2 separate regions of the Mus musculus genome follow, and region 2 is linked to region 1. A link is a loop called in an ENCODE intact Hi-C map of the cell type or tissue named here. Cell type or tissue: heart. All regions are shown on one strand. Links, peaks and the distances in the headings refer to the core of each region. The heading gives the core; the rest is flanking DNA.

Region 1 (3,988 bases), core at 729-3,228:
TCCCAGCCTTCATGAGGGAAACTGGGTTATACATCTCTTCCTTTGAAGAGATAACCCTGCATGTTTAACATGCCTGGTTTTCCAATACCTGGATGTCCCCAACAAAATACTGACTCCACCCAGAACACACCACAGAAACACGGATTATAACACTTGCCAGGATGCATGTGACCTATACAGTCAGCTCTCCAAGACCCACACGAGCACCCGGAGTGACCATGGTAGTGCAGGAGGGACAGACATTTCATAGAAGGGTCCTGCCACGATCACTTCCTGCTGTCCCACCCACAGCTACTGGGTGTTACAATTGGTTGGTGTGAGTAGAAGGCTGAGTATGTATGAGCCCAGATGTGCTGGTGTCTCTTGGTTTGAGACAAAACAAAGGTCATTTTAATGTGAAATAAAATTAAAAGCAAAATTGTAAACTGGAAAATGTTTTCAATGTAGGTAGAAAAGAATTTCATTATTAAATGAGGGTTATAATGATGGGGAAAATTTAAGGTACTAAAATAAGTGAGGAATAGAAACTATTAACAAGAGGAAACCAGAGAACCATCAACACATAAAAACAACTTGGTTTTATAAGCAATAAGGAAAATGCATGTCAGAGCAATTTCTTTACCATTGGGAAAATTGTAGTAAGAGTAAACAAACAGACAAAAATAATAGAAACTGACACTTGTCGGGGTTAAGTCTTGTGTGCTATGAATTCAGAAGCTGGGTTCTGTGGCCCTGTTCAGACTGCAGCCTGGTCTTGGGGCACAGTGTTAGCCTGTCCCTGATTGCTTAATAAAAGGCTGGACCCTATGACTGGGCAGAGAGGACAGGAAGGCAGAACTTAGGATCAAGTGACAGGTCTCGAGAGAGACCACAAGGTAAGAGAAGGAGAGAGAGTTGCGAAGAAGGTCCCCATGACGCAGGATGGACCATGAATGAATGGCTAGGAGAACACATATCAAACAGAGCAAGCAGTTAACACAGGACCTTGCTTGGGGTGTAAGTTAGAATAGCTCAGAACCTGCCCAGTCTAGGATTGTAGCTTGGTATTAGAAATTATTTTCTGTGTCTCTTATTTGGGAGCTAAATGGGAAAGGGTGGGACAGAAAACCTGCAATAAAAATATTTTTACTCTCAGTGCTAGTGAACTTTTGCTGCTGGGTAAGAGTCACTACAGTTTGACATTGAATTTCAAAAGCCGTTAATCAAGAGACTCTGCTTCCAATAGTACACCATAAGGAAATTACCAGATCAGATTTCCCATAAGAATTCAGGGGAGTGTCACGAAGTCCTCATAAGACAGGAAGTACTAGGTACACATCCACACAAGAGTCCCAACCACCTTCTAGATAAAGGAGCTCAGAGGTTGACCAGCCTGAAGCTGGGCAGGAGAGCAGGTCCTCCTGCCCCTCCTTTGAAAAGGAACTTCACCAGAACCCGCACGTTTCTGAACAGGATATTAAAAACTCAAGCTTGGTGGCTTCCAGATGCAGGAGCCAGAAGGCAGAGCCCAAGAGACAGCTTTGTGGTTAGGGAGTTGAAATCTAGAGTGATGTTTAGTTTGTAAAACAACACAACACAAAACAAATCAACATCCCCCAATGAGACCTCTTATCTTATATAATTAAAAAGTAATCAAATGATGTGTACGTGGTCTATGAACAAGGCAGCCTAGCAAGAGGACGTTTCCGTAAGCTACTGGCTGTGGGCTCGGATGCCGGCGTCCTTCTGGAGCTGGTGCATACCTCATTTCCTCAAAATCGGCTAATAAGCGGGACCTTTTTATGATCACTTTCCCCATAAAAATTGTCCTCTGTCTGCCCCTGCTGGTTATAGAGGGAGCAGCATGCTGCTGTTGCATGGTGCTTTTTTTCCCCACCCACTTTAGGTCACCCAGCCAGATGCCTGCTCGACCAGATGCACATGGAAGGCTCAGAACAACGCATTATTTAACCAGTCTCAGTCTGGGATCAGGGAGAATAATTAAGAGGGGGTAAGGGAGGGAGGAAGCCAGACAGTAAGGAGGGTTGGGTCCTGGATCCACTGGAGCAGTGAAGGAGTGGACAGCAGAATCCAAAGACACAGTTCCAGAGGAGATGAAGAGATAAGCAAAACAAGAGATAAAGAGACATCACACCCTTCCCATCGTGCCACGCCCAATTCCAAAAAAAAAAAAAAAATGCTCCAGGGGTGTTTGTACGCAGGAGACCTGGGTGGTTCCCTTTCTTTCCCTTCACCAGAGATGGTCTCCAACCTGTGCACTAAATAATAAATCTCAGTTGGCAGAGTGCTTACATGGAAGCAGAAGCCGAGGTTCAGTCCCCAGCACTGCATCAATAAGGCCTGGTGGTACTGAAAGAAAGATGAAATTTCAAGATCTGTAAGTCATATAAACTACTCAGAAATTGCTGGTTGTTTGTGAGCCTAGAGGCTGCCTGGGGCTGAGAAAAAAGAAAAACAAACCCGGGTATGCCCCTTAGTTAAAACATTCCCGGGAACAGCTTAACCTTAAAGATAAAGGGGAATGTGAAGACATAGCAGGGCTATCTAAACTGAGTCAACAACTCACAGAACTCTGACACCCTGCACGTACATGTAATTTTTCTGCTGATGTTTGAATAAGCCAATAGTGTGTTGCTATGCTGAATTCCATACCCCTAAGCCCCTTACCCCATAAAAACCCCTAGCTTTCGAGCCTTGTGGCCGACATCTGTTATCTCCTGTGTGGGATGCATGTCAGTCCGGAAGCTCCGTAATTAAATGACCTCATGTAATTACATCAAGGCGATCTGTTCTGTTCGTGATTCTTGGGTGCACCCCGGATCAGGAATTGAGTGGGGGTTTCCCCACTTGGTCTGGCAGTACATCCATCCCCGTGAGTCTAGCCACTGGGAGACAGGAGAGGAGCTGAAGCTCAAGGCCACCCTTGGCTACAAAGTGAGTTTGAAGCCAGCTTGGGATACAGACGAGCTTGTCTCAAAGGCAACAAAATAACCACAACATAGTAAATCTAACAACTAAAACCACTCTGCAAGAGGGAAGGGAAGAGGTCTTATTGTCACTGTGATTGTTGCCACCAGACATGGCCTTCTGGCTCCACGGCCGCATTTATGATTTTATCTGTTAATCCCATCAAGGGAGAATAAAATCACTACCACAATTTTTGAGCTAAATTTGAAGTAAGATTTTTTTCTTTTTTCTTTTTTTTTTAATTAGGTATTTTCTTCATTTACATTTCCAATGCTATCCCAAAAGTCCCCCATACCCTCCCCCCCACTTCCCTACCCACCCATTCCCACATCTTGGCCCTGGCGTTCCCCTGTACTGAGGCATATAAAGTTTGCAAGACCAATGGGCCTCTCTTTCCACTGATGGCCAACTAGGCCATCTTCTGATACATATGCAGCTAGATACATGAGCTCTGGGGGTACTGGTTAGTTCATATTGTTGTTCCACCTATAGGGTTGCAGATCCCTTTAGCTCCTTGGGTACTTTCTCTAGCTCCTCCATTGGGGGCCCTGTGATCCATCCAATAGCTGACTGTGAGCATCCACTTCTGTGTTTGCTAGGCCCCGGCATAGCCTCACAAGACACAGGTATATCAGGGTCCTTTCAGCAAAATCTTGCTAGTGTATGCAATGGTGTCAGGGTTTGGAAGCTGATTATGGAATGGATCCCCGGATATGGCTGTCTCTAGATGGTCCATCCTTTTGTCTCAGCTCCAAACTTTGTCTCTGTAACTCCTTCCATGGGTGTTTTATTCCCAATTCTAAGAAGGTGCAAAGTGTCCACACTTTGGTCTTCGTTCTTCTTGAGTTTCATGTGTTTTGCAAATTGTATCTTGTATCTTGGGTGTTCTAAGTTTCTGGGCTAATATCCACTTATCAGTGAGTACATATCATGTGAGTTCTTTTGTGATTGGGTTACCTCACTCAGGATGATGCCCTCCAGGTCTATCCATTTGCCTAGGAATTTCATAAATTCATTCTTT
Region 2 (3,988 bases), core at 530-3,029, 110 kb before region 1:
AATGGTCATTTAAAGGGAAAGCAGACCTTCCCCTGCAGCATCGCCCTAAGATGCTTGCTTGCTTGCTTCCTTCCTTCCTATCTTCTTATCTGTATGTCTTTCTTCCTTTCTTCCTTTCTTCCTTCCTTCCTTTCTTTCTTTCTTTCTTTCTTTCTTTCTTTCTTTCTTTCTTTCCTTCTTTCTGTCTGTCTGTCTGTCTGTCTTCCTCTTTCTTTCTTTCTTTCTTCTTCTTCTTTCTTTTCTTTCTCTCTTTCTTATAACAACTTTTTTCTTGAATTAACTTTCTCCTAGCAACAATCACAAATAATAACCACCACCATCTGTACATATGAAAGTAAGAATCCTTTCAAGCTACTCACTAAGACCCCTTTTCCCCACAGTGTGTCCTGAGAGCCATGGAGAAATTATGATGACGGATCTTGAAAAAAAAGACGAGACTCAGTTGGACCAGCCGATGAACCAGCAACAAGCTTTGCCTATCCGTCCAAAGGACAGCAATAAACTGTCTGGGAAACAGTTGGCCTTACGGAGAGGACTCCTGCTCCTAGGGGTAGTCTTAGTCTTGGTGGGTGGGATTTTAGTGAGAGTCTATATCAGAATTGAATAATGTGGGAATGCCATCAATCCAGCAACTTGGGTGCTCCTCAGTCTGTGAAGTTAATGCTGAACAAATCCACCCCACATTGAAACATCAGGGCTGGGGATACTGCAGACAGCAATATGTTCAGCATGTTCTGGGCCCTCTAACATAAGTTCTCTCTCTCTCTCTCTCTCTCTCTCTCTGTATGTGTCTCTCTTTGGGTGTGTGTTTGAGAGAGACAGAGAGAGGGAGACACCCCCCCAAGAGATATAAACAGAAAGACAAAGAGACATAGATGAGACAGAGGCAGAGGAGATGCTCTGGAGTGGACAATGCCTGCAATATACTTACCTACCAAATACCAGTATTCGAAACATTGTACCAACCGGAATGTTGATTTTGCACCCCTGGGATTGCAGGGAGTCACCTGGAGACTCTAGCTCACTGCCACTGTCCCCATGTTTCCAAAGGATAGTGTCACACATTGTGAACCCAGGAAAAGCTCCCCGTTCAAAAACAGTCTCTTCTGAATGCGTGTCACTTTTGCATCAATGTTAAAGTTGAGCCCCTGGAAAGTGAATCACTGTTTAAGTCTGGGCCCACGTGCAGTTTTGAACATAGAGACAATTCAGAGCCAGTCATTATAGTTAACAGAATTCAACTGTGCCCATGGGAATTATGAACTGAGAATTCAAAAATTTTGTTTCTCTAATAAATAAGGTAAACACCATATAGTGCAATGTGGGGGAGACTATGGGGGAGTATTAATTCATCTGCCACTGTCAAACATGCACTGCTGTCTACTGTCTTCATTCCGGGCTGGAATTCCTATTTCTTCTGCCTATTGTTTTCTATGCTACAAAACTATATCTGAACTGCTTCTATATTCTTGCTGTGTGACTTCTATTAAATACATTTTATGATATGTCTCTGGGCTGTAGATTATTATTCCGTGAGCAAACAGCGTTTATAAATCATCAGAGGAAGCTCAGATTCCCCTGGGAGAGGGGTGCAGGCAACGGGAGGTCTCTGGAGCTGTAAAGCGATGAAGACCCAGAGTGACAATCCCCCTGGTGGTGGCCATTGGACAAAGCTTGAACAAAGTCGAAGCCCAATTCTTCCAGCCTCTGAAGGGTTGATTAAGTACACACGGATAATTCAGCAAACTTCCAAAGTACAGAAAATGAACACAATTAGAAACGTCAGTCACTATGAGTGTAAAACGGCTCAATTTATTTTTTCTTTTGGTGGTTGGGGCTGGGGTTGGAGTCTGCTACAGGCAGGCATTCCTCATTGAGCTACACCAGCAGCTACACAGTGGCGTTTGGATGGGACCACCTAAACCATCCCTCAGCTTAATTCTTGTTGTGTCTATAAGCACCCAGGCCGAGGCTTGTGCCGCGCGCTGCGCTCGGCGACGGTTGGATTTGGACGCGGCGCCCGGGGCGGGGTGGCGCGTGGGGCGGTTCCCGCCCGGCTCCCTGCACTTCGCAGTGGCTACTCGACTCACGGCTCCACGTGTGGATCGCGCCACTATCTGAGCCTGTGCCATGGAGCCGGCCGAGGACAGCCTGGGAGCCACCATCCAGCCCCCGGAGCTGGTCCGCGTCCCACGGGGGCGCAGTCTGAGGATCCTGCTGGGCCTTCGAGGAGCGCTGTCCCCCGACGTGAGACGGGAGGCGGCCGCGCTAGTGGCGCTCGCGGGCCCGGTGGTGAGTTGGACCCCGAGCTGCGGGCGCGGGGCGACCTCAGGCGGCCCGAGAGTGACCGCCTCTCTGCTCCTTGCAGTTCCTGGCGCAGCTGATGATCTTTCTCATCAGCATCGTCAGTTCCATCTTCTGCGGACACCTGGGCAAAGTCGAGTTGGACGCCGTGACACTCGCTGTTTCCGTAGGTGCTAACTGTTTCAGCTGATGATGTGGTAAAGCCGGAAAGCTTTAATGTGTTTTTATTTGTATAGCGCTGGAAATGGCCTCAGTGCCAAGAATCCGAATTAGAACTGCAGGGTCTGGGTCTGACCCACCGTGCTACTATGATCTTCAGATTTGGGAAGAGAGCGAGTTCAGAGTAAATCCCCGCTTCACCCCCTCCCAACCCCCAGGCACTGCGTCCTGGGGGGACATGAAAGGAGTGTCCCAAGCAGACCACATGGTGCACAGCTACCCTAAATGAACTTTGTGTCCCCACTTCTGAAACCAAACCACCAAAGCTATTAGTTACACGGTTCATTAAGATTGCATGTAAAGTGTCTTTCTTCCTCATGGCTTGCAATCCCGCGTCCTTAGAAGCCTCTCTCCATCTGCTAGCAAGGTAGTGGAAAGCAGCTCGCTTGCATTTGATCCTCACTTTCAGACAGGAGAGAAACTCTTCCTCCAAGGGAGGTGATGGCGACTGGGTCCTCCCCTATTTCCGAAAGTGTCCCTTCTGCCCGCTAGGATGTTGGAATGCCCTGTGCAATAGTGGAGGTCCGCAGTTTCTCTTTCAGTATAATGGAGGAGAGAGACCTGGCGCTCGCTCTCTCTCTCTCTCTCTCTCTCTCTCTCTCTCTCTCTCTCTCTCTCTCTCTGTGTGTGTGTGTGTCTCAGTTTATGTATGGATCTATAACTGTACTGTCAGAATTATAGTTTTAGTTTTCTCTCTCTCTCTCTCTCTGTGTGTGTGTGTCTCAGTTTATGTATGGATCTATAACTGTACTGTCAGAATTATAGTTTTCTCTCTCTCTCTCTCTCTCTCTCTCTCTCTCTCTCTCTCTCTCTCTCTCCTCTTTCTCTGTTGTTGTTGTCTGGCAATTTCCTTTCCTTTTCCTGTTATGTCTCTAGAGTTTCGATGTAAAAACAACAGGAATAAATGCGACCCACAGTGAGACAGGAGGCTTGGCGGTGGTCCGTGGGAGCACCAGTGTGTTCTACAGACAGGGCTTTCTGCAGATAAGGGCAGGACAGTGAGAGCCACTGTCAGCCCTTCATAAATGAGTCAAGGAGATATGTTGCTTTTAGTGAATGTTACCTTGTAACTAATTGTTGGGAAGGTAGTGGCCCAGTGGTTAGATATGTTAAGTTTTATACATTTTGTTTTTGAAACAGGGTCATGCTCAGTAGTCCAGGCTGGCCTTGAAGTTTCAATATTCTTGCCTCCATTGGAATTACGGGCCTAGTCATTTTTGTCTCATCTTTTGTTGTAATGCTGTTCCTGGTGAGAGAGAGAGAGAGAGAGAGAGAGAGAGAGAGAGAGAGAGAGCTCTGACTGTGCTCAGTCTGGTAGAAGCTTGAACAAACCTGGGCTATAGAGGATGACTGGTATTCTAAGCCAACCAAAGGCAGTTAGTTACAACAATAACAACAACCAACCAAACAAACAAACAAACAAATAACAGAACAAAGACACTCTCATGTGTCAAAGTAGGGCAGG

Evidence for each region. Peaks named below come from ENCODE experiments on the same cell type or tissue, not always from the same donor. Only the 100,000 strongest peaks of a DNase experiment are listed, where the experiment ranks them.
Region 2: it touches region 1 in a loop (4-fold over the local background); 5 of 42 quality-filtered maps call a loop at or near these places.

What each region holds. Positions count from the first base shown.
Region 1 is chr11:61,229,393-61,233,380 of GRCm38, reverse strand. It overlaps a transcript of Aldh3a2 not described here. Among named protein-coding and RNA genes, the nearest start is that of Aldh3a1, 23 kb to the right of the region's middle. In heart, for the core only: a CTCF peak has its summit at 1,830; a DNase peak (open chromatin) is centred at 1,840; H3K27me3 peaks cover 205 bases.
Region 2 is chr11:61,340,921-61,344,908 of GRCm38, reverse strand. It overlaps Slc47a2 (solute carrier family 47, member 2), which reads left to right and starts at 2,049. Exons shown (of 17, transcript NM_001033542.2): 1 at 2,049-2,292; 2 at 2,369-2,470. The coding sequence starts at 2,131. Slc47a1 (solute carrier family 47, member 1) reads left to right here. Exons shown (of 17, transcript NM_026183.5): 17 at 381-1,509. The coding sequence ends at 607. In heart, for the core only: a CTCF peak has its summit at 1,657; no DNase peak of the experiment used is centred there; H3K4me3 peaks cover 1,401 bases; H3K27ac peaks cover 467 bases; H3K27me3 peaks cover 1,799 bases.